2 separate regions of the Homo sapiens genome follow, and region 1 is linked to region 2. A link is an interaction called in ENCODE POLR2A ChIA-PET data of the cell type or tissue named here. Cell type or tissue: B cell. All regions are shown on one strand. Links, peaks and the distances in the headings refer to the core of each region. The heading gives the core; the rest is flanking DNA.

Region 1 (4,398 bases), core at 156-4,155, 220 kb before region 2:
CTGGAATTACAGACGCCCGCCACTACGCCTGGCTAATTTTTGTATTTTTAGTAGACAAAGGGTTTTGCCATGTTGGCCAGGCTGGTCACGAACTCCTGACCTCAAGTGATCTGCCCACCTCGGCCTCCCAAAGTGCTGGGATTATAGGTGCGAGCCCCCACACCTGGCCTGACCAATATTTTAAAGGTTAGCAAATCAGTACATGTTTGGTTCCACAAAGGTATTAACTTTTTCTTTGTTCCTTATACATGGGATTTTATCTCCCTCTCCCCAAGATGCACCCAAACAAACCTTAGAAAAAACCATCCAGGATGACTTTGAATTCCCTAGAGAATTGCCTATTCTTTTTCTTGTATGCTGGGTCCTTGTAACCTAGGGGAAAGTAAGTTTCCCTCTATTTTAAAATTCAGGTTGAAGTCTATGTTGTTGTGTGTACATGAGTGTATTTGGTTTCCTAAGGCTGCCACAGCAAAGTACCACGAAGTCAGAGGCTTATAAACAACAGAAATTTATTCTTTCACAGTTCTGGAGGTGAGGAATCTGAAATCAGGGTGTGGGCAGGGCCACACTTTCTCTAAAGGCTCTAAGGAAGAATCCCTGCTGCCTCTGCCTAGCTTCTGGTGGACCCCAGCGATTCTTGGTGGTCCTTGGCTTATAGATGCCATCACTCCCGTCTTTGCCTCCATCTGCACATCAGCTTCTTCACAGCTTCACGTTCTTCTCTATGTGTCTGCATCCAAATCTCGCTTTCCTTTCTCTTACAAAGACACCAAGTCAGTGGATTTAGGGCTCACCCTAATCCAAGATGATCTCATCTCAACTTGATTACATCTGCCAAGATCCTATTTCCAAAGAAGATCACATTCATAGGTACCAGGGGTTAGGACTTGAATACATCTTTCATGGGGGACACAATTCAACCCTTAACAATAAGTTTTTGGTACACTATAAAAATTAAATTTTTGTTGTTCTGATTCTCCAGCATATACACTGGCTACATTGGCTTTATACGCTGGCTTCCCCCTAACACCCCCATCCCTCTTTTTTAGAGATAGGTCTCGCTCTGTCACCCAGGCTGGAGCGCAGTGGTATGATCATAGCTTGCTACAGTCTGGAACTCATGGGCTCAAACAATCTTCTCATCTCAGCCTCCCAAGTAACTGAGACTACAGGCATGCACTACCATGCCCAACTAATTTTTTTAAATTATTTTTTTGTAGAGACAAGGTCCCATTTTGTTGCCCAGGCTGATCTCAAACTCCTGGGCTCAAGGGATCTTCCCACATTGGCCTCCGAAAGTGCTGGGGTTAATGGCATGAGCCAATGCACCCAGCCTTTTCTTTCCCCCTCTTTCGCTTTTTTTTTTTTTTTTCTGTTTTCTTTTTTTGTGTTAGGCCAATTAATCATTTCATCCTGATCTTATATTTTTTATTTTTATTTATTTATTTATTGAGATGGAGTCTTGTTCTGTCACCCAGGCTGGATTGCAGTGGTGCTATCACAGCTCACTGTAACCTCGACCACCTGGGCTCAAGTGATTCCTCAGCCTCACAAGTAGCTAGGACCGTAGGCACATGCCACCACGCCTGGCTAATTTTTTAAAATTTTTATTTGTAGAGATGAGACGTCGCTCTGTTGCCCAGGGTGGTCTCAAACTTCTGGGCTCAAGGGCTTCTCCCACCTAGACCTCCCAAAGTACAGGGATTATAGGCGTAAGCCACCGAGTCTGGTGGAGAATCAATGGAGGTTCTCTCTAGTGTACATTCCCTTGAACCAGCTTTCTAAATTCAGAAATTCTTATCTAGAAACCATCGGCTCAAAGCTACATGGTATTGGAGCTGACCACAAATGTTGAATGTCTAAAGTTAAACATAGGATAGCGTACCACAGGAGCCATTGTAAACAAACAGCTAACTATTGTATTACTCCAATTTTTAATTTAATTTTTTGGTTTTGGTGTTTGGGGTTTTGTTTTTTGTTTTGTTTTGTTTTTGAGACAGGGTCTCACTCTGTCACCCAGGCTGGAGTGCAGTGGTACAGTCACTGCTCACTGCATCCTCAACCTCCCAGGCTCAATTAATCCACCTACCTCAGCCTCCTGAGTAGCTGGGACTCTGGTTGTGCGCCACCATGCCTGGCTAATTTTATTTTCTGGTAGAGACGGCATCTGGCTATGTTGTCCAGGCTAGTCTTGAACTCCTGGACTCAAGTGATCTGCCCACCTCAGCCTCCCAAAATGCTGGGATTACAGGTGTGAGCCACTATACCTGGCCAATTTTTAATTTTAAATAAACTTGACTGCTGTGAGGTACATTTGTAGTTAGTGATGTTTTCTCTGATTAGAACAGAGAGGTGGTTTTAAAAGATATGTTTTCATAAATGACATATCGTAACATTTTTTAGGGTTGATTGCCTGTTTAATGTTTGGAATTGAAATTTCGTTTTAATTAAGAATTTCATCTTCTCCACCCATACCTTTTAGGTGTGCTGGTACCATAAAATAATAATTTATTTGAATGTCATGACCTTTCTTTCCCTCAGCTTTTAGTGGAATGTTTAAAATGATGTCATGGCAAACAGGAGCAAAAGCCTTGAATTACACAGCAGTTAGTTAATTAGTTCTGGAATAATTTGGATAATATTTCATACATTTGCTAAGAGGGCTAGTAAATCAAGTGTTACTCTTTGCATTTTCTATGTTGTAATCCACTGTGGTGTCTCATCAAACGGTATGCAAATAACATTCCAAAATCGAAATGTGAACCTAATCTTTGCTTGTGTTCTGTTACGTTGTGATGAGCTCTATGTATATAATATTTAAAATAAATGGAGATCTTTATTTTTATATCCCAAATGTTAGACAATTACAATGTATATTTCTTGGGTGTATACTTTGTCATTCTTGTGCATTGCAATTTACCTGTTCTATGGAATAGGTTTTATTTAGTGAATATTGAGGTTTTTCAAAGTCATTTCAGTTATTTGGGTACCTATTATAGTGAAAAGTCACGGGACTGAAAGTCAAGAATTGTGGATCTAGTACCTGCCTGTTAGTGCCTTCAAGTAAATGGTAGTTCCTTCGTTGTATACAATGCCATGTTGGAGGAAATTAATTCCAAGGAATAAAAACGAATTCAAGCATTCCTTTTTTTAATCAAAGGGAAGCCATTATATGATTGTGAGTGAATTGAGCATATAAAATGCACTGGGTACAACAATTTATTTTTTATGTATCAAACACTCTTGAGTTTTAGTCTCCTGAATACTGCTATATTCTTTATATTCATTGTAGCTTTTTCTTTTGACAGCTCCTTACATTTAATCCCATTTATCTCCCAGGGTTTCCTTTGCATATGGAACACACCATATTGACTATTGCCTCTTTACTTATTTCTAAGGGACCAAAAAAATTCGTCACTGGTAAAAGTGGTTTCTTTCTTGTGAAAAGTTAAATTTTATCATCTCAATAGAGCATATGAGTTTTCATTCTGCTTTAAAATATGATTCCTGGCTGGGCACAGTGGCTCATGCCTGTAATCCCAGTACTTTGGGAGGCCAAGGAGTTCGAGACCAGCCTGGCCAACATGGCAAAACCCTGTCTCTACTAAAAATACAAAAATTTTCTGGGTGTGGTAACACGCAGCTGTAATCCCAGCTACTCTGGAGGCTGAGGTAGGAGAATCGCTTGAACCTGGGAGGTGTGGAGGTTGCAGTGAGCTAAGATTGTGCCACTGCACTCCAGCCTGGGAGACAGAACAAGACTCCATCTCAAAAAAAAAAAAAAAATAATAATATGATTCCCTAGATGAGTTTAAGTACAATCTCATATGGTAATATAATCTCAGGATTTAGTACTTTTTTTAAAACTATTCAAATAAACTGCCTTTGTACAAATGTAATTGTTACTATTGCACATTATTATTAAATAGGCACTCATGAAAAGCATGGTATTGAATATCACTGGTAACAAGAGGATGCTGCTTTGTTGAGTCTCATTTACATACTAATTGCCACTGCTTTGTCTCTGTAGCCACAATAAGCCACCCTTTTGATGGTAGTTAGCTTGAATTATATTGCACCAGTGCCAAGTTTAAATTAGCTATGTTAAGTAAAAGAAGCAAAAAGTGGTAGAAGAAAGGTCATTTATTACACTGAAATTTATTTTAGAGGCTTGCCTAATGCTATAAAGGTAAAAATGACATTTTAAAAGTATTTCATCAGGAAAGTTTTATGGGTTTGAAATGTACTTTGGGTTTGTGGCTTTTAAAATATTAACATTTTTGAGATACCAGAATATTCTGTATGTAAAATGCTACAGTTAAATAGTAGATAAATGATTCCAAAACTTGAAACATTTTTAGGATAGAAAATCAAAGGATGTCCAAGTGGATTTTTTCT
Region 2 (4,398 bases), core at 247-4,246:
CACGCCTGTAATCCCAGCACTTTGGGAGGCTGAGGTGGGTAGATCACAAGGTCAAGAGATCGAGACCATCCTGACCAACATGGTGAAACCCTGTCTCTACTAAAAATACAAAAATTAGCTGAGTGTGGTGGCGTGCACCTTTAGTCCCAGCTACTCAAGAGGCTGAGGCAGGAGAATCACTTGAACCCGAGAGGCGGAGGTTGCAGTGAGCCAACATCACGCCACTGCACTCCAGCCTGGTGACACAACAAGACTCCATCTCAAAAAAAAAAAAAAAAAAAAAAAAAAAAGGCAAGACACAGTGGCTCACGCCTGTAATCCCAGCACTTTGGGAGACAGAGGGAAGTAGATCACCTGAGGTCAGGAGTTCGAGACCAGCCTGACCAACATGGAGAAACCACTTCTACACTGAAGATACAAAATTAGCCAGGCGTGGTGCTCATGCCTGTAATCCCAGCTACTTGGGATGCTGAGGCAGGAGAATCACTTGAACCCAGGAGGCGGAGGTTGCAGTGAGCCGAGATTGCACCGTTGCACTCCAGCCTGGGCAACAAGAGCGAAACTCCGTCTCAAAAAAAAGGCCGGGCGCAGTGGCTCACACCTGTAATCCCAGCATTTTGGGAGGCCGACGCAGGTGGATCACAAGGTCAGGAGATCGAGACCATCCTGGCTAACATGGTGAAACCCCGTCTCTACTAAAAATACAAAAAATTAGCCGGGTGTGGCGGCGGGCGCCTGTAGTCCCAGCTACTAGGGAGGCTGAGGCAGGAGAATGGCGTGAACCCGGGAGGCGGAACTTGCAGTGAGCCCAGATCACTTCACTGCACTCCAGCCTGGGCAACGGAGGGAGACTACGTCTCAAAAAAAAAGTTATATTTACTGGTCCGGTTGTAGTGGCTCACGCCTGTAATCCAGCACTTTGGGAGGCCGAGGCAGGCAGATCGCTTGAGGTCAGGAGTTCAAGACCAGCCTTGCCAACATGGTGAAACCACATGTCTACTAAAAATACAAAAATTAGCTGGGTGTGGTGGCGCACACTTGTAATCCCAGCTACTTGGGAGCCTAATGCAGGAGAATTGCATGAACCTGGGAGGCGGAGGTTGCAGTGAGCCGAGATCGCACCAGTGCACTCTGGCCTGAGAGACAGAGTGAGACTCGGTCTCAAAAAAAACAAAACAAAACAAGAAATGTGTTGGGATTGGGATACTCAGATCTCTGGTCCAGTGTCATCAGCTGGGTCACTGCACCTGATCATCAGTACAGACCCAAAATATCAATATAGTTTTCTCCCACATGGCCTCAATGTGGTATAGACACCCAGAGCCACTGCACCTATATTCATACTTCTTGGTGGAAAAAAAAAAAAAAAAGCATGTGCTTGTTCTGCTTTCAGAAGGAAACAAAATAAGAAAGAAAGGGAACAAACAGGAAAGCTATTCAAGCAAGACTGAGCAAGACTGGTTTTGTGCTTTTGTGCCAAGAGATACTTTCTATGAGAATATATATATTATATGTCTATTTTTACAAATACTTGTTGTTTAGGTGAAAAGCCCAGAAGGAAAATTTCAGAAGACCAGTACTGGAGCTGTCAGAATGCAACCAAAATCAGCTGAGTTGAAGTTTGTCACCAAGAACGATGGATATGTACACATTCACCCTTCATCAGTGAACTATCAGGTCAGAATGGTGGAGTATACTTAATGTTTACAGGTCGTCCTGGGGTAGGAAATGCAATTCCTTAAATTCAGCCACACCATGTTCTATCACTTGCTGTCCCCAGCAATACCACTGACTGAGGGAAGATTGAATAAGAATAAACAGACTGGAAATTGGACTATTTCTGGAAAGACTATTTCCATTTGAAGAAAATTCTACTGAATACCAAAAAGTACTCAAGCCTGCTTTCAGATATAAAATTGTTTCTTTGCAATGGTAATTGAAGTCATGAGCTAATTACATCACTGAATCTGTGCCTTAAAAGGAAATGAATGACCTATTCTTGCATACCACTTCCTCAGCTCTCAGCCTGCCACTGAGGCTTCTGCCCCCACCACTTCACTAAACCCATCAGAAGTAACAAATAACTTCTTAGTTGTCAAAGCCAGTGTCATCCCTTGGTCCTCATCATGCCACCTCTCACATGGTATTTGACATTGCTAATCTGTCTTCCTCTTGAAATTCTCCTTGATGTTATTTTTGCTTCTGAAATATCACTTTCTTCTCTCTCTCTATTCATCCCCTCTATCTCCTTTATTAGCTTATCTTCCTTTGCTCTGAAACAGTGGTTCTATCCTTTGTCCTTATTCTCTCACCATCATGCCCTCTTCCTGAACCACCAAAGGCACAACAGCACTTACACATCCCAACTGCCACTTACACACAGACGCAGACCCCAAATCTGTCTCTCCAGACCTGCAGTTTTTTTCTGAGCTCTCCTGCTGGAAAACATCAGCTAGAAGTCTTTTAGTCATCTCAAACATAAAAGCTGAAAAATCAAACTCAATGATCCCCAATTCACTCTTCTCTTTCTGTGCTGTCTTGGTGGAATGATACCATCAAAACCAGAACCCTGAAGTCACATAGACTCCCACTTCTTTTCTTATGCCAACTGAGTTGGTCACCAGGTCCCAAGAATGCCTCCTTGTTGACATCTCTAAGATTTGCCTTTTATCCCCACTGCCACTTCCTTAGCTCAAACCCCAAACATCATTTGCCTGAAATTCTATAATAATCTTACATCTGGTGCTTTCTGTCTCCAACCTTCTACTACTCTACTGCTGCCAGAATTACCTTTACAAAACATCAATTAGACTATGTCAATTCCTTGCTTAAATCTTCATATCCAGAGTGTACCACACACTCTCACATGACTCCTTACATGGCCCTTCCTATACCTTGTCACCAAATTTGAAACATTCAGGCTGCTCTATCCTCTGGAACTACTGAGGACCATGTTCACAAAGCCTGGAAAGGATTTCCTTAAGCTTAGAGGAGTTTGAGGGTCAGGAGGTCATCTGCCTTTTCAGCCTGTTAGGAACCAGACGCCTGAGTTAGCTCCACACCCCCTCCTTTTTTATATATACTTTTTGTTGTTGTTGTTTTGCATGTTTCTCAAGAAAGAACTACTCCTCTTTTGAGAATCCAAATCGTTCATGTATCCATGTAATATCTACTAGCGCCTAATCTGTGCCAGGCACTGTTGTAGGCTGTTGAGGACAGTGGAAGAAACTAGATGGACACAGTCTCTGCCCTCAAGAAGCTTATGTTCTAGTGAGGGAGACAGGCAATACATAAGTAAACAGAATCTCAGGTAATGCTATAAAGCAAAATAGAGCAGGATAGAGAGACAGAGAGTGACAGGAGAGGGGCCCTGCACGTGGGGTGGTCAGGGAAGAACTCCGGGATGAGAAACAACTGAGCAAATCCTAAATGAAGAGCAAGTCATGCAGATAGAGAGAAAGGAGAAACATTCCAGCAGAGGACATAAGTGCAAACATCACAAGGTGGGAGTGTATTTGGTGTGTTCCAGGAAATGCATGAAGAGGCCAGTGGAGAGGGATGATCAAGGGTGAGAGTGGTGGGAGATGCACGGGGACGAGTAGGCAGGGGTGGGGTAGGGCTGGGTGGACCTGGTAGCCATGGCAAGGACTTGAGATTTTTATCCTTGGACACCATTGGAGGGTTTTGAGCCATAATTGGACTTATTGTTTTTGTTTTTATTTTTATTTTTATTTTATTTATTTATTGAGACAGAGTCTCTCTCTGTCACCCAGGCTAGAGTGCAGTGGCACAATCTCAGCTCACTGCAACCTCCACTTCCCAGGTTCAAGGGATTCTCATGCCTCAGCCCCCTGAGTAGCTGGGATTACAGGCATGTGTCATCGCTCCCAGCTAATTTTTGCAGTTTTGTAGAGACGGGGTCTCACCATGTTAGCCAGGCCAGTTTCAAACTCCTGGCCTCAGGTGATCCACCTGCCTCAGTTTCCCAAAGTGCTGGGATTACAGGCGTGAGCCACCACGCCCTGCCAGACTTATGTTTTTAAAAGATCACCTTGATTGCTGGGTAGGAAAGACACTATAAAAATGCAAAACTAGAAGTGGGGACAGCACTCTAGAAGGCATCACAGTGGTTTCTGTGAGATGACAATGGTTTGTACTAAATTGGTAGCTGGGTGCCTATAATCCCAGCCCTTTGAAAGGCCGAGGCGGGCGGATGACTTGAGGTCAGGAGTTTGAGACCAGCCTGGCCAACATGGTGAAACCCCATCTCTACTAAAAATACAAAAATTCGCCAGGTGTGATAGTGCAAGCCTGTAGTCCCAGCTACTTGGGAGGCTGAGGCAGGGGAATCACTTGAACCTAGGAGGTAGAGGTTGCAGTGAGCCAAGATCATGCCAC

What was found. Peaks named below come from ENCODE experiments on the same cell type or tissue, not always from the same donor. Only the 100,000 strongest peaks of a DNase experiment are listed, where the experiment ranks them.
Region 1: POLR2A ChIA-PET joins it to region 2 with 9 read pairs; 2 of 35 experiments call an interaction of 5 or more read pairs at or near these places.

Annotation. Positions count from the first base shown.
Region 1 is chr2:39,027,219-39,031,616 of GRCh38, reverse strand. All of the region lies in intron 8 of SOS1 (SOS Ras/Rac guanine nucleotide exchange factor 1), which reads left to right. Among named protein-coding and RNA genes, the nearest start is that of SOS1, 92 kb to the left of the region's middle. In B cell, for the core only: no CTCF peak of the experiment used is centred there; no DNase peak of the experiment used is centred there.
Region 2 is chr2:38,803,838-38,808,235 of GRCh38, reverse strand. It overlaps DHX57 (DExH-box helicase 57), which reads left to right. Exons shown (of 24, transcript NM_198963.3): 22 at 1,543-1,677. Among named protein-coding and RNA genes, the nearest start is that of GEMIN6, 28 kb to the right of the region's middle. In B cell, for the core only: no CTCF peak of the experiment used is centred there; a DNase peak (open chromatin) is centred at 2,035; H3K4me3 peaks cover 808 bases; H3K27ac peaks cover 1,859 bases.